Linked DNA regions of Homo sapiens: region 2 is linked to region 1. A link is an interaction called in ENCODE POLR2A ChIA-PET data of the cell type or tissue named here. Cell type or tissue: Panc1. All regions are shown on one strand. Links, peaks and the distances in the headings refer to the core of each region. The heading gives the core; the rest is flanking DNA.

What was found. Peaks named below come from ENCODE experiments on the same cell type or tissue, not always from the same donor. Only the 100,000 strongest peaks of a DNase experiment are listed, where the experiment ranks them.
Region 2: POLR2A ChIA-PET joins it to region 1 with 12 read pairs; 2 of 35 experiments call an interaction of 5 or more read pairs at or near these places.

Annotation. Positions count from the first base shown.
Region 1 is chr1:212,101,200-212,111,825 of GRCh38, forward strand. It overlaps DTL (denticleless E3 ubiquitin protein ligase adapter), which reads left to right. Exons shown (of 15, transcript NM_016448.4): 15 at 1,643-3,814. The coding sequence ends at 1,741. Among named protein-coding and RNA genes, the nearest start is that of MIR3122, 29 kb to the left of the region's middle. In Panc1, for the core only: no CTCF peak of the experiment used is centred there; no DNase peak of the experiment used is centred there.
Region 2 is chr1:211,947,868-211,958,493 of GRCh38, forward strand. It overlaps INTS7 (integrator complex subunit 7), which reads right to left. Exons shown (of 20, transcript NM_015434.4): 17 at 4,702-4,834. Among named protein-coding and RNA genes, the nearest start is that of INTS7, 82 kb to the right of the region's middle. RefSeq lists an enhancer at 1-304. In Panc1, for the core only: no CTCF peak of the experiment used is centred there; a DNase peak (open chromatin) is centred at 4,194.

The DNA of each region.
Region 1 (10,626 bases), core at 829-8,828:
AGTGCTGCCAAATTCAGCACATAAATACAAAACAAATTTTGCATGGGCCATATTTTTAGTAAAAATGTTTTATGCTAAGAAACTATTTTTGTTTGTCTGAAATTCAAATGTAACTGAATGTGCTGTATTTTATCTGGCAACTCTACTTACTCCCATTAAAATCCCTCCTGTCAGGGTCCATACTCCTCAGCCCTGTTGCCTGATTGACCAAAGCCTTCATCATGCTCCAGGATATCAATTCAAAAATATCTCCCCTCTCCTGTTAGACAGTATGCCATCCTCTTTTTATAGATAAAGCTGTTGTTCATGGGAAAGTTGCCAACATCCATAAGTAGATTTCCAGTTTGTAATTCCATTTTGTGATTATTTAAAATACAGTGAAACTTAGATACTTACAAAACAATTTGAGTGCAAAATCTTTCTAGATTTTTATGACTTCTCCACAATCTTTTATAATCATTTTGCCACACCACAGTAATACTTTTGACACCTATATCTATTCTTTTTAACATTCAGTGTAGTGTCACTTATCTTTTTAGGACTCATTTCATTGACTGACTTAATATTTAAATTAGATAATATCAGTCATCAGTGATTGATGGCAGAAATAGGTTTGTGAACCTTGAAAAACAAGATTCATTACAGTGGTGGAGGCAGAAGTAGCTGAGTGCATTGGGTGAGCTATGGGCACCAGTCAGAGAGAATAAAAAGCTTCTGTTGTTTGCATGTGAAGGGGAGATGGGTTAAGGAAGTTTCCACTGTACTTCACAGTAGCTCTTGTGGTGGCGGGATGATTGAAATAGAATCCAGAATCATGATCAGCATCATCTGCCATTTTAAAGGGCAGAAGCTAGATAACCAACCTTAGGCCAGTTTTAGTTTAAAAAGTGTTCATAACCCCGACCTGCTCTCATGAAGACCTATCCCATAATTTTAGAAAAATAAACTGATAGATTTTAAAGACAACTTAGTACACAAACTGCAATCAAGACCTTGCTGTAGAAAGTGGAGAAAAAAGACAGTTATAAGGAATCTTTCCTTCTCTCAAAATTATGACTGCTCTTTATCCCTAGCCAAAATTTCTATTTTTTTTTTCAAGGGAGCTGGTCTCAGCTATGTGTTAGCAGAAAAGTAGTTTCAATGAAAAACTATTTTCACTGATACATAAATCTTAAAATCTTTAAAAAGTAGAAACAGTGTGCTGGTCTTGTAATTTATTTGAAGCTAACATTTCTTAAAAATTTTTTACCTTTATATGATGATAATGTCAACCTTCAGAAGAGAGTAACATCTTCCATTTGAATACCTATCTTGTTTATAAATTGGGGGGGCTGATTTATTCATTTATTTCAAAAAGGATAGTAATTGTAACTTATTTGTTTCTTATTAGGAGACTTAGCTAGTAAATGTTTTCTATTCACATAAGAAGTCTATGCCTTCTTTCCCTACATATCATCTGTTAAGTTTTTACTATAGTCAGTACAAATCAGCCAAAAGAGACATTGCCATTGAAAGTATTTGGAGCTGAAAGCAGGCTAAACAATGAAATTTCTGGCAGCCTAATTTAAGGTATGCCTTAGTAATAACTTAGTAACAGTTGAACTTCAAGGAAATCTCTGAAATCTAAACTTTCTTCTTCTAGGTCACCATCACGCCCAGCTCCATGAGGAAAATCTGCACATACTTCCATAGAAAGTCCCAGGAGGACTTCTGTGGTCCTGAACACTCAACAGAATTATAGATTCTAATCTGAGTGAGTTACTGAGCTTTGGTCCACTAAAACAAGCTGAGCTTTGGTCCACTAAAACAAGATGAAAAATACAAGAGTGACTCTATAACTCTGGTCTTTAAGAAAGCTGCCTTTTCATTTTTAGACAAAATCTTTTCAACGCTGAAATGTACCTAATCTGGTTCTACTACCATAATGTATATGCAGCTTCCCGAGGATGAATGCTGTGTTTAAATTTCATAAAGTAAATTTGTCACTCTAGCATTTTGAATGAATAGTCTTCACTTTTTAAATTATTCATCTTCTCTATAATAATGACATCCCAGTTCATGGAGGCAAAAAACAAGTTTCTTGTTATCCTGAAACTTTCTATGCTCAGTGGAAAGTATCTGCCAGCCACAGCATGAGGCCTGTGAAGGCTGACTGAGAAATCCTCTGCTGAAGACCCCTGGTTCTGTTCTGCCTCCAACATGTATAATTTTATTTGAAATACATAATCTTTTCACTATGCTTTTGTGGGGTTTTTTTTAAGTATGTGTAAAAATGTGATGCTCAGATAAGTACATTTATATCAGTTCAGTGTTAAAATGCAGTCTCTTGAGTTAAAGTCATCTTTATTTTAAATGCAGTGATAAATGTCAACTCTTCGGAGAAACTAGGAGAACAACAACAGAAAGCTGTGTTTGTCTTTTTTCTCTCAAATATATCTCCCGTATGAGATTTCAGGTCCCCATGTTTTCACCAAGCAATCTGCTATGTCAGCCAACCCAACATCACTTTCTACAGGAGGTTATGATTTTTGCCATTTACTAGAGGAAGATGTTTTATGAAATCAATTTGGGGTTTGAATTCAGGTGCAGTCATCAGTTCTTTAGGGGCTGCAATGTTTTAAAAAAAATAAGTCATCAGATTTTAAGAAAAAAGTGATGATTTCTTATTGATATTTTTGTAACAGAATATAGCTCTTAACTGAAAATCCAGAACCAGAAACATAAATCTTGAGTTTCTTTTCATGTACATAAAAAGCAATAGCCTTTTAGTATAGATAGCCCTGAGCCAAAAAGTAATAGAATTTTCTCTAGATATTTAATACAGAGAGTGTATAGACTGACTCTAAGTTAATAATGTGCAAAATATCTTAAACATCCCTCCCCTTATTCAACAATTATGTATCAGTGATCTTGAACCATTGTTTTATATTTTTCACCTTTGTAACCTCATGGAAAGAGGCTTTACATACTTTCTATGTACTATTTACTTAGAAGGGAGCCCCCTTCCAGTCATGAAACTTCATTTGTTTTATCCATATCCCTGAGGACTGTGTAGACTTTATGTCAGTTTTTGTCATTATTTGAAAATCTATTCTGACAACTTTTTAATTCCTTTGATCTTATAAGTTAAAGCTGTAACAACTGAAATTGCATGGATCAAGTAAGCATAGTTTTATCCAGGGAGAAAAATAAAAGGAAGCCATAGAATTGCTCTGGTCAAAACCAAGCACACCATAGCCTTAACTGAATATTTAGGAAATCTGCCTAATCTGCTTATATTTGGTGTTTGTTTTTTGACTGTTGGGCTTTGGGAAGATGTTATTTATGACCAATATCTGCCAGTAACGCTGTTTATCTCACTTGCTTTGAAAGCCAATGGGGGAAAAAAATCCATGAAAAAAAAAAGATTGATAAAGTAGATGATTTTGTTTGTATCCCTACCCATCTCCTGGCAGCCCTACTGAGTGAAATTGGGATACATTTGGCTGTCAGAAATTATACCGAGTCTACTGGGTATAACATGTCTCACTTGGAAAGCTAGTACTTTTAAATGGGTGCCAAAGGTCAACTGTAATGAGATAATTATCCCTGCCTGTGTCCATGTCAGACTTTGAGCTGATCCTGAATAATAAAGCCTTTTACCTTATCTGATGTCCTTTTCTGAGCTTTTTGCATTACCTAGAAGCAGTCTACAAAAAAGAACTATAGTAGTCAAGAATCCCTTCTACTTGTTCATTAAAATGTTTATTCCCAAAGTTATAATCTATTTCAAGCTGAAAGAGCTTTTAATAAAAAACATCTTGCTTGGATCAGACTTTGAGCATTTAAGATGGCTTGGATTACTTGATAAAGCAGGGTGGAGTGATGTAGTTCTTTTTCTAAACAAGTATTTCCAGCACAAACTTTTCCATTTGAATACATTCCAAGCACTATTGCTAGGATCCCGTATTAGAGTTTGCTTTTGGCTGTTTCAACACGGGCCCTTAATTAAATTTTGTGAGGATGACTGATTAGTGTCTTCAAATGTCTCTTCATCTGGACTGCACATTTAACTGATGTTGGATCAAGACCATGTGTAGCTACTCTTGTGTTGAGGGTCAGCCCATTATCCCCATCCCCAGCCCTAACAGCTTAAAACAGCTTTAACTCCCATCTTGAAATTAGCCTATGGCCATGTTCATAACATAGGTAGTGTGTGGGTTCAACAAATGCTTTTTGAGAGCCTGTCATAGCCAACACACTACTGCTCTTAAGTCTGTTTTTCTGCTTTTCCTAGTCCCTAGTTCCTTTTACATTGCTCTTAAAGCAAAGGCCAAGTAGTCTAACAGAGAAAAATAAATTCCACAACTAAGATAGTGTGGGCAACATTTTACAAATGTGTGTCAGAAGACAGACTGAGTGAAAACATTGTACTAGAAAAACTGAGTTAATTTCCTCCCTATGGCAATTCAACACAAGTGGTTTCTGCTTCATAATTCCATAAAGGGCTAAATGTAGGCCCAGTTGAGCTCTTGCAGTAGATCTCATTGCTTCTCACACAGGTCTTCACAGGGAATTCTTTGCCTGCCCTAGGTTTGGATCATGCCACATTACCAATTAACCCATTACTCATAAAATTCTCAGGGATTATGGTAAAAAAATTGGATTATGCATCAGTTCTTTAGATATTGGTTGGAAGTTATAGGCAGGCTGAACACATTTTGTTGGACTTGAGTTAAGTTTAATGCTTTGATGCCTGGAATACGACCCCAGCTTGTTATAAGTTAACCATTTTGTTCCCTAAAGTGGTAGCAAAACCTGTTTTATTTCTGAGCTGTGTTTGAGTGCAAGCTAAAAAGTGTAGGGGTTGTTAAGAAATGATATAAGATAAATTCAGCCTTTAAAAAAGAAATCACCTGAGCATATTAAGCAGCTTGTTTATATTGGTATGCCTGCAGCAAGCATATACATCACAAATGAGAGATATTGTGTTATTAAAGAATAGGCTTACTTGATCCCCAAAGTTCATCCCTTGCTAAGCCAGGAAAGAGGATTTTTAGGGTATGCAACCAGGTTCTTCACTTTGAATGTAAAAGGTTTAATATTCCATTTGTACTCCATTTCTCTTTAATTTCCTTAACTTGCCACATGCCCCTTTGTTTTGACATTCTGAATAGTTTATATTCAAGCCATTTTGTGAAATATGAATAGCACATTTCAAAATGCCTTTGATTGGAAGGCGTTTAAGTCAGCCAACATTTACATATCACCTGGGTGCCAAGCCCTGTGTGTGAGGCACCTGGTCTGCAAAGAGTTCCTTTCTTTATTTTCAGTTGCCAAAGGAGTCACTTTAATACTTCAGTAGGCCAGAGTCAGCATTTGAGAGAAACAGCAAAGATCAGATTTCAAGTCCTTTGAGTAAAGTTGTTTGTAATCAGCTATTATGTAGCAAGTACTGTCTAGAAGCCTACTTTTCCTCCAGGAACTTAATTCAGCAGCTGCTTAGAACTTTTAACTTCTCAAAGTAAAATACTTTTTGGATACATGTTTTTATTATATTCCTTATAAGGTTATAAATAATGGTTGAAAACATGATCCCTAGTGCCACACTGTCTAGCTTTAAATCCAAGCCCTAACTGTGTCCGTGGACAAGTTACTTAACCCTTCTGTGAATGAGTTTCCTACCTTAAAATGGAATTATGTGGGGCCGGACACAGTGGCTTATGCCTGTAATCCCAGCACTTTGGGAGGCCGAGGCGGGCAGATCACAAGGTCAGGCAATTGAGACCACCCTGGCCAACATGGTGAAACCCCATCTCTACTAAAAATACAAAAATTAGCTGGGCTTGGTGGTTCACGCCTGTAATCCCAGCCACTCGGGAGGCTGAGGCAGGAGAATCGCTTGAACCAGGGAGTCAAGTGGTTGCAGTGAGCCGAGATTGTGCCACTGCACTCCAGCCTGATGACAGAGCGAGACTCCGTCTAAAAAAAAAAAAAAAAAAGGATTTTTGTGGTTATTACATGTAAAGCTCTTAGGACAGTGCCTGGCACATAATACCTAATGTTTTATTAAACAGTTGCTGTTAGCTGTTAAGTATGGAGGGCAAGAGTTATTATCTATATTCGATACATGGACATAAAAGTTCAGCTCATTCCTGTTCCCTTTCCACTAACAGCTGCAGTCTGCAAAGGTCTTCACAAATCAGAATCAACTGGTAATTAAAAAAAAAACAACAAAAGCATGAATGTTGCCTGGACCTCCCAGTCCCAGCACTTTTCAAAAGGAGCAAGTAGGTCTGTGGGGAAAAATCAAGTTTGAAATTCATGACTTTGTCTCGCCAGGTACACATGAAAATTACGGAGATTATTTCATATGTGGCCTGTAGCCACTGTTCAAAGAGACCATAATCTTCAAATCTATATCCTGAACTCTTAAACAAACCAAAGCCTTTGCTCACACAAAGCCCACCCTCCCATTTCCTGACTGCTGCCCCCAGCTCTGCTACATTGTTTAAGATGTGATCACCTTTAGAGAGGAAGCTGCAGCTGCTGGTCTTTAGAGCCAAGAGCCAACTCGTACTTGCTTGTTGGGCTATTGTGCTCTCTTGCTTATGAGCAGACAAATAAAATAGGTAAAGTTCAAAACAAGCCATGTTGCTGTCTGTTAGTAGTAGGATACAAAAGAAGATTCAAACATTTCATTGAAGTATAATGAAGACTCTAGATTCTTTGCTCTCACTTGATGAGATTCTTCCCCAGGCTACTCTGTTTTTGATGCCAATAAAACTTGTCATTCTCACATCAGTGTGAAAATACCAGCCCTGAAAGTTAGCTTGATATTTGGGTGTATAAATCCAACATTGGGGTTTCAGCTGTCATCTAAGCATTGAATTTATGCTGCCACTGATGCTATTAGGGACCCTAGTTTCCAATTTACAGGAACTTAAGGAATGTGGTATGCTTTTATTAGAAGCTGGTATCTGCTCCTGCAAATAGTCCTGCCACCTTGTATCCCCTTCATGGGTTTGTGCCAGTTATCAATTCAAATGAATATGTTAAGAGCTGGGTTGTTTTTTTCTTGATAACAACCTTGCTTACTTCTGAAGTCAAGGTCTAAAAGTAATTATACAAATCAACCCTTTATCAATCTATTACCACATGATATATGTTACTGAAACAAAACTAAGCCATCTGGCCTTGCTATGTTGACATGGAGTTAGCAAATATTGTTATACCACGTCACTTGATAATCATTCAGGATGACTGTTAATTTCTCTTTCACCTTTCCCCCATCTTCTGCAATATATTCAAACACAATTTTCCAAGAATTATTTGAAAAGAAGCATAAGGAGGATTTATTAAATGTAACTGAAATAACTTATTAGTGGTTCAGGAACTGAGAAGTTAAAATCCAGTGGGCATTGTTGCCTCTATAAGAGGCAACATTCAGCCCAACCGTTAATGTCAAGTTGGAAATGCTGCTTCCTCAAAAGCCGTTTTGGATTTAGACAGTTTTATATGGGAGTAAGAGACTCAGAGTCCAAAAATCAATGTCTTCACAAAGAGGAAGACAAGTTAAAACGAACATTAAGATCTTGAGCGTGATTATGATAAACACTTCCCAACTCCCTAATTAGGTAATGAGGTATTGGCCTTGGAGTGCTGCACCTGTAATTAAGTATCTGGCTTTGGAAAACTCTCCTAAAACCAAGAAGTGTAAGTGACAGAGTCTGAAGTTATACACGGAAAGCCTGCAGGATAAGGAAAATTATAATGATTAGGAATAGTTTCTGTTCCAGTCAACTCTCCTGTACAATAAATTGCACAAAGAGAGGATGCTGTTTAGAGCAGCTTGTTAATTTGAGTTATCCTGTTGTGTCCTCTTGCCTTCCTGTTTACGTTGACAGCATTTCTAAGCCCATTTATATTCTCCCTTTTTATGTCATTTTGGCCACTGGACTCATTTGAGTAGTGCATGAAGCCAGGATTGTGGGTTTCATTCCTAAATGGGCCAATTCATTTCACTGTGTATTCTGTGGCCACAGGCAGCATCTCACATGCCTGCGCTAGCCAGCCACTCCACAAAGAGGAGTGGACAGAGTTTAGACTTAGTATAAACACTAGATGGAAACTCATAGTAGGTATCCTCACTACACAACCTGAAGGCATTCTCAATGCTGCCTGTCTTTCCTCTTCCTGCCTGAAGACCAAATGTATAAACCTCTTATAATCAAAGTTGTAGATTGTTTCATTTAGTGCACACTCCTATACCCACTTGTAACCCTATAAATGGGTATAATTATTATCCCCATTTTTTTTTCAGATAAGGAAACTAAAACACAAGTTAAATAACTTGCCCAAGGATATGTAGCAAGTGGCAGCTTGTGGATTTGGTCTGACTCAAAGCCCACAGTCTTAATTCCCATCCTAGAGTGTCTGTCCCCTGGCCCTCCCCATCAATCAAATATGTGCTTTACATTGTCAGTATATTTAAAAGAGAAGAACTCTCAAAATACATTTCCTACTAGAGTAATATATGAAAAAAATACTATTCCTTAGAAGAAACCATTCTTAACTATAGAAGGAAGGGGATATGCAGGACTAGAAGCTAGAATCAGTACTGAGAGTGTTAGAGGAGCACAGGAAGAAGACTGATGAACACAGTGATAGGAAAACAGGAACAAAAGCACAGAAGTTAAAATTAGAAAAAGTGAAGAAAGGCTTTCCCCCAAATATGACGGCAGAGAATGAAGATAAAGATACACATGCCCTATGACCCAACGATTCCACCCTTCTACCCGAGAGAAGCTCACATGCACTGGGACACGTATAAAGATGTTTGTGGCAGCATCGTTTATGCTAGTGAAAGACTGGAAATAATCCAAATGTCCGCAGTAGAATGGATAAACTATGAGATACTCATAACAACAGTATATAACAATGAGATGGAAAAGAATGAACTAGCTACACAACAATGCCAATGAATGGTTAGAATGTTGAGCAAAAGAAGCAAGAAAGAGGAATGTATACATACAGTATGATTGCATTTAGATCAAGTGTTAACAGAAGACAGGAAATACTAGTATTGAGATATACACATGGGTGGTAAACAGCAAAACAAAATCATGATTTGATTATTATAATGAAACAGTAGTTCCCTCTGGAGGGTCGTGCTTGGGAAGTAACATGAAGGACTTCCTAGGTTATGGCAAGGTTCTGTCTCTTGCCCTGGTTAGTGATTATATGGGTGTTTGCTCTATAATTATATCTTGCACTTATGTTTTATACATTTTTCTATGTATGTTTTATGATTCATGATGTTTTTAAAGGGTTTTTTTTAAAAGGAATGAAGATCAGATAGTTCTCTAGAGAAGATAGACAAGAGGTGGGCATTGGGGAGGCCTAGATAGACTTGCTAACAGTTCAAAGGGAATAAGCTACTGGAGTGAGACTGTGGGTCTTCTTGATACTTTCTAAGGAAAACAGGAGAATCCTCTGTTCCCTCAAAGCAGAAGGATAAACTAAGTTGCCTCTCCATGTACTGTCAGGATTCAGTATATTCATTCAGTTTAAAAGAAAAGAATTGTCCGTTCAGCAAAGTGTGCTGTGGCTCAAGCATGGGGTTTGGGATTTTCATAGCTGGGACTGAGCCAGAAGACAGCAAGGGGTGGCCAACAGAGGGAGGTCCTGCAGCGTTGCCAGCACTGCAGCATTTGGCAGCCTGTTAAAGTTCCACATCATATGCATTTCCTCCTTTCTCCTTCTTCCCCAGTCTTGTATTTTCTTTCTCTCCTCAAGGTCCACCATCAAATCAATGCAGAAATGGGGCATAGAAATCAAATTCTTATTTTAAAGATACAGAGGGTCGCAAAGCTAGATAGTGGCAGAATCCGTGCTGGTATCCTACAGTTTTTGTACCCAGTCCTCTTGATCTATTAGCCATTATCCTCAATACTTTGCTATTCTGGTATTTTGAATATTTTGAATACCTGAATACTTTGCTATTCAAAATGTTTCCTCTGCCTGGAATAGTTTTCCCACCTTATGACTACCTTTAAGCCCCCATTTTTAAAGATCCAGTTCAATCCCTCCACCACTTCCTGTAGGAATTCTTCACAGATTTTCCTAATATAGCTTCCTTCCACTCAGCCCCATAGTGTCTGGTTTCAACACTCTGACAGTGCTTAGCACTTTGTCTTAGAATTATTTCTATATTTCCTCCACTAGACTAGTCTCCTCCATATCCAACTGGTCTTACTCATCTCTCTATACCCAGTATTGTGCTGGAACTGGCTTATACTCATGACAGCCAATTATTAAATATTCAGGGATTTTGTGAGCTGTTAAAGTGTTAGTAGCCTGATACTCAGTAGTAAATACTCAGTCATGGCAAGAGTATTTACACTATGGAAGGTACAAATCAGGGTCTTTTTTATTTTTTTGTGGAGAGCTAGCTTACCAGCACATCACTGCACATACCCTATCACCACCTGCCTGCCCCTGTGCTTGCTGTAGTGCTTGGCATAGTGGTTGTAAGATGCATGAAGAAGAAAGGCAACCAGTGAAAGTGCAGATCAAAAGGAAAGAGAATTCAAATAGCGTCAGCTCAGGAGCCCAGGGAAGAGAAGTTTCTGAGAAGTGGGTGTT
Region 2 (10,626 bases), core at 778-8,777, 150 kb before region 1:
ACAAGCTAGCCAGGTAAACTACTCTGCCTTTCTTTATTACTATTTTAATTTGTTTAAAGGTAAAGAGATCAGGCCGCCTTCAGCCAGATCTATTACTGAAGTTAGGCAAACTTCTCAGCCTTCCAAGAAGATTTGTGTCTATTTCTATAACTATCTCTAATATTTTTCCCACCAGCCTGATTGAAACCCAACACCACAGGTTGAAAACTGCTGCATGCACCATGTGGTATGCTGTCTGTCCCTCTAGGCTCCTGCTTTCAAGCAGAGTGTCACCTAGTTGCTCATGCTGTAAACATTTTTTTTTTTAAAGTTGGGTGTTAAGGCTAAAAGCCAGAAAAATCCATTCCTTATTGGGTTCAGGCAATTGAACATTTTGTGCCCAACAGACTCATAGTACAAATGCCAAGTCTATTACCTGAGATAATCACAACACAGATTTAAAGACACTGGTTCTATTTTTTCAGATTTAACTGTTAAAATAGCATTAATCAGCTTCCTGCAACAAGTAATTTGGAAAGTATTTGCAGAGACATCCACCTTTGGTGGACCTCTGATGCCACACTAGTGTCTAAGGAGAGAAACATCTTTGAAGCGTGGACTCAGAGGACCACAAGGGACTTCAGGCTGTTTTCAGGCAGAAAGTCACCATTTTGCCTTTTAAAAGAATGGTGCAGATTTTGCAATACCCTCTTGGAAAAGTGTGGAGTGCCTCTGAGGTCAACAGCCCCTTGGGTATTGACCTCCATAGGTGTATTAGCAGATCACTATTAAGATGTCTGGAGATGTAAATTACGTATCATGATCAGTAAACCAGCAGAAAGACGTTAACGCTTTTTGTTTTGTTTTGTTTTGTTTTTTGAGACGGAGTCTCTCTCTGTTGCCCAAGCTGGAGTGCAATGGCACAATCTCGGCTCACTGCACCCTCGGCCTCCCAGGTTCAAGCAATTCTCCAGCATCAGCCTCCTGAGTAGCTGGGATTACAGGCATGCGCCACCACGCCTGGCTAACTTTGTATTTTTAGTAGAGACAGGGTTTCACCATGTTGGTCAGGCTGATCTCAAACTCCTGACCTCGTGATCCACCCGCCTTGGCCTCCCAAAGTGCTGGGATTATGGGCATAAGGCACTGTGCCTGGACAATGCTCTCTTAATTGTCAATCCAATGGATACTTTTCAGTCTTTGTATTTTCTGACATTTCTGTGGCACCTGATAATGCTCTTCCTTCCATGAAATTCCACCTAATAGTCCATACCCTTATTTCTGATTCTTCCTTTTGCCATCTTCTTTTTAAAGAGCCTCTTCTTTTGTGTGTTCCTTAAATGCTGATGCTCTCCTTGTTGTCTTCTCTTCTCAATCCATGTTTTTCATAGGCAATTCTCCCCACTCCCGTGACTTTAAGAACTTCTATGTGCAGATGACCTTATATGCATCCCAGCCCATCTTTCTTCCAACTGCAACGTATTTACTATCCAACTGCCTAAAGACAGCAACATGTTTGAAAGTAAAACCTTCATCTTCTATCACCTCTCTATATTCTCTCAGTAAAGGATCAATCAGTTGTGTAACTGATCATTCAAGCTGGAAACCTGGAAGGCATGCCTCCATCATCTCATGTCTAGTTAAAAAACTCAGCCTTGAAAATATTTTCACTAAATATCTCTCATATATATCTATTTTTCTCATTCCTACTGCCATTTTAGTAATTTGTTCCTTAGTTTGGATTACTGAAAAAGCCTTGTAGTCATTCTTCTTTCCTCTAATTCCACACCCTGCCAGCCATTTCCTGTTTTGCTTCTATATGATAATATACAATCTATATTAAGCACTTCTCTCTCCTACCCATTTACAATTTCTAAGAAGCCCCCCTGTGCCTAAGGACAAAGTCCAAGCTCCCTTATACTGTGTTCAAAGCCTTTTGTCACCTGGCCACTGGCTACCTCTCTGATTTCATCTCTCTAATCCCTAGCCTGTATGTTACATTGAAGTAATAACAAACTGTTCCTAGAAGACATCACCCTATTTCATGCCTCTGCTTTTGAATATGTTCTCTACCTGAGATTCCCAACCCCTTCTTATCTGTCTGGAAAACTCATATACAAATACATCTTCCCTCTCAACTGCACCACCAATCCATTTTCCCTATCTTTTGATGTGAACTACTCTCTTTTTTGTACTACATCTCTACCTTGTGCAGAATTCTATTAATGCACATATACTGTATTGTGTTTGTTTATAAAATCTTTCTTTCTTAGACTATGGACAACTTGAGGGAAGATCCTGTGTCTTTGTCATTTTTCTATCCCTAGGATCCCATAAATACTTGTTGAACTGAATCTGGAGGCTCAGACAGTAACAAATCTATAAAGTACAACTTGGAAATACAGAAAAAGGGAAATAACTTACTTACTTACTTATTTATTTGAGATGAAGTTTCACTCTTGTCACCCAGGCTGGAGTGCAATGGCGTGATCTCGGCTCACTGCAACCTCCGCCTCCCGGGTTCAAGTAATTCTCCTGCCTCAGCCTCCCAAGTAGCTGGGATTACAGGTGCTTGACATCATGCCTGGCTAATTTTGGTAGTTTTAGTACAGATGGGGTTTCACCATGTTGGGCATGCTAGTCTAGAACTCCTGACCTCAGGTGATCCGCCCACCTTGGCCTCCCAAAGTGCTGGGATTACAGGCATGAGCCACTGCGCCCGACCGGGAAATAACTTTTATTAACCACTCCCTATATGACAGCACTGTGCTAGGCAATTAGCATTATTTCATTTAAACCTCACAGTAATCCTATGAGGCAGGTATGTTTTCTACTTCATATAAAAGGATGTTAAGCAATGTGACTAAAGTCACACAGCTGCTGAGCAGCAATGCCAGAATTTGAACCTAGTTCTGAATGAGCCTAGGGCCCTTTTCTCTGTACTGTGTCTTCTGCTGGGCAGAAAATTCCCATTCCGTTATATTCAATTCCATCAAAATGAAGTTTGTTTAGCATCTATTTCATTTTTTAGGATGGAGCTTAGAAGAATATGAAAATAACCACTGTCTCACACAGATGTGTGTATTTCTTTCAAAGACTGTCTTTACACTCTCCCTTAGCAAACAATGTCACTGTCAAACAGCTGTCAATTCAATTCAGTAAATACTATTGACAATTTTACATGGAAAGCAATATGTCAAAGGAATTGCCCATCTTTAGATCTAACCTAACTCTTTAATGACATCCTATTTATTCTAAAACACTTGATAAAGCATGAAAGTACAGAATGAGAAGAGCAGAAGCAGAAGAGAAACTCTCCAAGGGGTAAAGTTCAAAGGCTGGGAATTGGGAACTGAATGTTTGTGTTCCCCCAAATTCGTATGTGGAAGCTGCAACCCCCAAGGTAATGGCATTTGGAGGTGGGCCCCCATGATGGGATGAGTGTTTTTTTTGTTTGTTTGTTTGGTTGGTTTTTTTTTGAGACAGAGTCCTCGCTCTGTTGCCCGGGCTGGAGTGCAGTGGCGCTATCTCAGCTCACTGCAACCTCCGCCACCCGGTTCAAGCGATTCTCCTGCCTCAGCCGCCTGAGTAGCTGGGATTACAGGCATGCGCCACCATGCCCAGCTAATTTTTGCATTTTCAGTAGACACAGGGTTTCACCATGTTAGTCAGGCTGGTCTCAAACTCCTGGCCTCGTGATCTGCCCACCTCACCCTCCCAAAGTGCTGAGATTACAGGCGTGAGCCACCGCACCCGGCCAGGATGAGTGTTCTTAAAGAAGAGGAAGAGTGACCAGAGCTCTCGATCTCTCCCTACCATGTGAAGATGTAATAAGAAGGTGGCTGTCACCAGGGCCAGGAAGAAAGTCCTCACCAGGAACCGAATCTGCTGGCAGCTTGATACTGGACTTTCCTGCCTCCAAAACTGTGAGAAATAAATGTCTGTTGTTTAAGGTACCAAGCCTACGGCATTTTGTTATAAAACCTGAGCAGAGATACTGGGGAATGGTCAGACAGGGAGGAGAAAATTTGGGTGAGAGTATGTTAGCCTGTCCTGTGACTGGGAAATCAGGGGAGAAGATAAAAAAAAGGGTGAGTGCTCTGAGAACTTCTTAGGAAGTGCCAAAGGCAGCAGAGATTCAGCAGGGTAAAGGCTGAAGAGTGTACTGAAAGGCATTAATGTCATCACCTGGTAGGAAATGACTCATTGCCAGTCAGCCAACAAGCCCTGTTCTTTCTGTTTCAATTGTCCAGTGGTTCTCCCAACCATGGCAGCATGACAGAATCACCTGAGTGTGTGTAAAACTACTAATGCCTGGGCCACAATTCCAGAAACTCAGAGTTAGCTGGTCAGGGGTGAGGCCTGTATATTAATGTATTCTTTAAAAAGCCCTCAAAGTGATTCTAATGTGTAGCCTGCGTTGAGAATTATTGCAACTTCAGTTAAATTGTTAAAAAAAGAAAAAATTTTATTTGCATTCTGGTAGAGCAGATTTTTATATATTAATATAACTACGTAGCAGCTAGAGATGTGCTAAGTACTTTCATGGATTATCTCATTTACTCCCCACTACAATGCTGTGAGGTAGGTATTAACCCTGTTTTATGGATAAGGAAACAGGCACAGAAAGGTTAATTTGTTGAACTCACACAGTAAGTGCCATAAATGTATGAAAAACCCACATCCATACAATAAAAGCTCAATAAAACAAATGCCACTTGCCATATAAGAAACAGGGGTATATTTCCGATTGAGTGATTCTACCTCCTCCAAGACATGATTATATACAGACATCATTCTTCTTTCATATTCACTATCAGCATGGGCTGTTCCAGTAGATCCATATTCCTGGAAACTGAAGTAAAGGTCAATATTCATTAATCCATCAAAATAGCATGGCTATTTAATGCCTACATGTATCAGGTACTTTCAACATATTTTCATTTAATTTTTAAAATAATGAAGTTATTTCCATTTACAGGTGAGAAAATTGAGGCTAGGAGAGGGTAAGTAGTTTGCCTACAGTCATACAGCTAGTAAATGGCAAGCCAGAATTCAAACCCAGGTCTGACTTCAAGTTATGTAATTCTTAATCTCTTTGGTTGCCAGGAAATATGACAGTGTTACTGCCACAGGTGAAAGAGACATAAACACATCTGAAAAGGGGACTATCAATAAAGCCAGCAGATAAGCTCCAAACCATCCATAAAGATATGTAATAACAGGTTAGATATATAAATAACAGGTCAGAACATGGAGGAATGTCACAGAAGAAGAGAGTCTTGAACATATCAGTAGGTAAGTAAGATGGGTAAACTTTGGAGAGATGGAAAGTACAGGACATTCATAGCTAGAGAAATGGCATGAATCTAAAGCATGGAGATGAAACGCATAGGCACGTTCAGAAGACAGTCTGTATACACAGCGTGCTGGGATAAGTTTAACCTAGATTTCTTTCTTTTTCCTCTACTGCTTTGAACCCCTGCAAATTTCTGAAAACATTTCTAAGTGAAAAAAGGCATTTCTATTTTATTTTTTTAACTTATTATTTTTTAATTTTATTATCATTATACTTTAAGTTTTAGGGTACATGTGCACAATGTGCAGGTTTGTTACATATGTATACATGTGCCATGTTGGTGTGCTGCACCCATTAACTCGTCATTTAGCATTAGGTATATCTCCTAATGCTATCCCTCCCCCCTCCCCCCACCCCACAACAGTCCCTAGAGTGTGATGTTCTCCTTCCTGTGTCCATGTGTTCTCATTGTTCAACTCCCACCTATGAGTGAGAACATGCGGTGTTTGGTTTTTTGTCCTTGCGATAGTTTGCTGAGAATGATGATTTCCAGTTTCATCCATGTCCCTACAAAGGACATGAACTCATCATTTTTTATGGCTGCATAGTATTCCATGGTGTATATGTGCCACATTTTCTTAATCCAGTCTATCGTTGTTGGACATTTGGGTTGGTTCCAAGTCTTTGCTATTGTGAATAGTGCCGCAATAAACATACATGTGCATGTGTCTTTATAGCAGCATGATTTATAATCCTTAGGTATATACCCAGTAATGGGATGGCTGGGTCAAATGATATTTCTAGTTCTAGATCCCTGAGGAATTGCCACACTGACTTCCACAATGGTTGAACTAGTTTACAGTCCCACCAACAGTGTGAAAGTGTTCCTATTTCTCCACATCCTCTCCAGCACCTGTTGTTTCCTGACTTTTTAATGATTGCCATTCTAACTGGTGTGAGATGGTATCTCATTGTGGTTTTGACTTGCATTTCTCTGATGGCTAGTGATGGTGAGCATTTTTTCATGTGTTTTTTGGCTGCATAAATGTCTTCTTTTGAGAAGTGTCTGTTCATGTCCTTCGCTCACTTTTTGATGGGGTTGTTTTTTTCTTGTAAATTTGTTGGAGTTCATTGTAGATTCTGGATATTAGCCCTTTGTCAGATGAGTAGGTTGCGAAAATTTTCTCCCATTCTGTAGGTTGCCTGTTCACTCTGATGGTAGTTTGTTTTGCTGTGCAGAAGCTCTTTAGTTTAATTAGACCCCATTTGTGAATTTTGGCTTTTGTTGCCATTGCTTTTGGTGTTTTAGACATGAAGTCCTTGCCCATGCCTATGTCCTGAATGGTATTGCCTAGGTTTTCTTCTAGGGTTTTTATGGTTTTAGGTCAAACATGTAAGTCTTTAATCCATCTTGAATTAATTTTTGTATAAGGTGTAAGGAAGGGATCCAGTTTCAGCTTTCTACATATGGCTAACCAGTTTTCCCAGCACCATTTATTAAATAGGGAATCCTTTCCCCATTGCTTGTTTTTGTCAGGTTTGTCAAAGATCAGATGGTTGTAGATATGCGGCATTATTTCTGAGGGCTCTGTTCTGTTCCATTGATCTACATCTCTGTTTTGGTACCAGTACCATGCTGTTTTGGTTACTGTAGCCTTGTAGTATAGTTTGAAGTCAGGTAGTGTGATGCCTCCGGCTTTGTTCTTTTGGTTTAGGATTGACTTGGTGATGTGGGCTCTTTTTTGGTTCCATATGAACTTTAAAGTAGTTTTTTCCAATTCTGTGAAGAAAGTCATTGGTAGCTTGATGGGGATGGCATTGAATCTATAAATTACCTTGGGTAGTATGGCCATTTTCACGATACTGATTCTTCCTACCCATGAGCATGGAATGTTCTTCCATTTGTATCCTCTTTTATTTCATTGAGCAATGGTTTGTAGTTCTCCTTGAAGAGGTCCTTCTTGTCCCTTGTAAGTTGGATTCCTAGGTATTTTATTCTCTTTGAAGCAATTGTGAATGGGAGTTCACTCATGATTTGGCTCTCTGTTTGTCTGTTATTGGTGTATAAGAATGCTTGTGATTTTTGTACATTGATTTTGTATCCTGAGACTTTGCTGAAGTTGCTTATCAGCCTAAGGAGATTTTGGGCTGAGACAATGGGGTTTTCTAGATATACAATCATGTCATCTGCAAACAGGGACAATCTGACTTCCTCTTTTCCTCATTGAATACCCTTTATTTCCTTCTCCTGCCTGACTGCCCTGGCCAGAACTTCCAACACTATGTTGAATAGGAGTGGTGAGAGAGGGCATCCCTGTCTTGTGCCAGTTTTCAAAGGGAGTGCTTCCAGTTTTTGCCCATTCAGTATGATACTGGCCATGGGTTTGTCATCGATAGCTCTTATTATTTTGAGATACATCCCATCAAAGTCATTTCTAACTAAACTTTTGAAAATACAATGTAGGTAATTTAAATATGCTGGGCATAAGACTACTCTGATTATTCCCTACTATCATTTTAATGCCTACTATGTACAAGGCATTTCAGCCAGGTATTTTACATATATTAGTTCATTTAATCTTCACAACTACTCTGGGAAACAGGCATCATTATCTACCTACAGTTTATGCATACGTGGCTCACTGAGATGACATACATTCACAGAGCTAGGAGTGACTGGTAAGGGATTCATGTTCACATTTGCTGGGCTCCAAAGTTCTGTTTCCTGTTCTGTACTATATCTTAAGTTCTATTAAGACAAGAACTGAAGCTCATTTGTATGATGGACTTTAAGGACAGCTAAACTACATAAAAGACTTGCTAACAAAACAATTCCATTTCTGGTGGTAGGCAACCACAGATTTGCTTTTTATCTCTGTACATAAGATTTGTTTCCTGATAGTTCATATAAATAGAGCCATACAATACATACTCTTTTGTGTATGGTGTGGGGTAAGGAAGATTATTTTTTCCCTTTTATATATGTAGTTGTTCTAGCACAATCTGTTGAAAAGACTATTCTTTTCCCATACAATTATTTTGGCATCTTTGACAAAAATCAAGTGACTACGTGAGTATTTCTGGACTCTTAATCCTACCCTTAAACCATCATCACATTGTCTTAGTTACTGTAGTTTTATATTAAGTCTTGAAACCAGTAGTTAAGTCTTGACACTTTAGTTTTTCTTATTTTGCAATATGGCGAAGTACTTAAATTGATTTTCTAATGTTAACCCAACCTTGTATTCCTGGGATAAACCCTATTTAGTCTTAATGTATTATATTTATATATATTGTTGGACTGAACTTTTTAAAAAAATTTTTGTCTATGCTAATGAAGAATATTTAAATTTGTCCTGTTCACCTAAGCAAATTTCTTTGCACAAAGTTATTCTTCCCTTATTATGCTTTTAATATCTGTAAGATTTGTAATGATGCCACTATTTTATTTCTACTATTAGTGATTTATTTTTTTTCTTGCTCAGACTAGTTTTATCAATTTTATTAATCTTTTCAAAGAACCAGCTTCTGGTTTCACTGATTTTCTCTTTTGGCTTCTTTCACAGCATGTTTCGGAGGGCACGCATGGTTTCTGTATGACCTGCTGAATGATCAACAGGTCATTCATCTTTATTACTTAGTATTTCATTTGTGGATATACTACAATTTGTTTATCCATTAGCCTACTGAGAGACACTTGGGTTTTTCCAGATTTGTTACTATGAATAAAGATGCTATGAACATTTGTGTATACATCTGTGTGGAAACATGTTTTCATTTCTCTTCGGTAGAACAGTAGGAATAGAATTGGTGGTCATATGATAAATTTATGTTTAACTTTATATGACATTGTCAAACAGTTTTCCAAGTGGCTGTATCATTGTGTATTCCCAACAACATACTAGTATGAATTCAAGCTCCTCCACATCTGCACCAACATTGGACACTGAAGGTCTTTTTAATCTTATCTGTTCTAGTGGGAGTAGTATCTCATTGTGATTTTAATTTCTCTAGTGATTACTGATGTCAAGCATCTTTTCATGTGCCTACTGGATATTAACATACCTTCTTTTTTGAAGTGTCCAAAACTCTTACCAGTTTTATAAAATTGGATTGTCAGCCGGGCATGGTGTCTCATGCCTATAATCCCAGCACTTTGGCAGGCTGAGGCGGGTGGATCACCTGAGGTCGGGAGTTTGAGACCAGCCTGACCAATATGGTGAAACCCTGACTCTACTAAAAATACAAAAATTTGCTGGGCATGGTGACGCATGTCTGTAATCCCAGCTACTCGGGAGGCTGAGGCAGGAGAATCGCTTGAACCTGGGAGGTGGAGGTTGCAGTGAGCCGAGATCACACCACTGTACTCCAGCCTGGGCGACAGAGAGAGGATCCGTCTCAAAAAAAGAAAGAAAAATCGGATTGTCGAGTTGTATGGCGTTCTTAATAAAGCAATGTCTGAATAGAAGTCTTTTGATAGAATATGTTTTAAGAATATTTTCTTGCTGTCCGTAACCTTTTTCATTTTTTAAATGACATCTTAACAAAAGCAGATTTAAAAGTTTAAATCCAATTCAGCAAATTTTTCTCTTATGGTAACTGCTGTTTGTGTCCTAAGAAATCATGACCAATTTCAAGGTCATGAAGAGGTTTTCCAATGTAGTCTTCTAGAAAGTTTGGAGTTTTATATTTTAGTATTCCACTTTATGGCTCTACTGGCTTGTTTTATTTCTTGGTGGCTGCTCTAGAGTTTAAAATATTCACCCTCAGTTTATCAGAAGTTACTGTCAAATGATATACTACTAAATGTAAGATTCTTACTACTATATCCCCCCGTTGTCTTATTTCATATATTTTACTTCTATATGTTAAAAACTCCTAAACATCATTTTTGCTATAAACGGTCAAATATCTTTTTAAAAATTAAAAAAAAAAACAAAAACATTTACCACTTGTAATCCTTCTTACTCAGTTTTGTAGGTCTGAGTTTATATCTGAAATAATTTTCCTTCAGCCTAAAAAAGTTCCTTTAACATTTCTTGTAGTACAGATCTGCTGATGGCAAAATTTATCAGATTTTTTCTGAAAATGCCTTAATTTAACCTTGATTTATTGTATGGTATTTTTCCTGAATATGGAATTATAGGTTAACATTTTTTTTTCCAGGACTTTAAAGATGTTGCTCCACTTGTCTTTTGGCTTGTAATATTTCTGATGAGAAATCAGTAGATATTCTGATCTTTCTTCCCTTCTAAATAATATTTTCTTCCCTTCTAAATAATATCTTCTTTCTCTTTAAAAAATTTTTCTCTTTATCATTGGTTTTCAGCAATTTGATTGCTACGTGT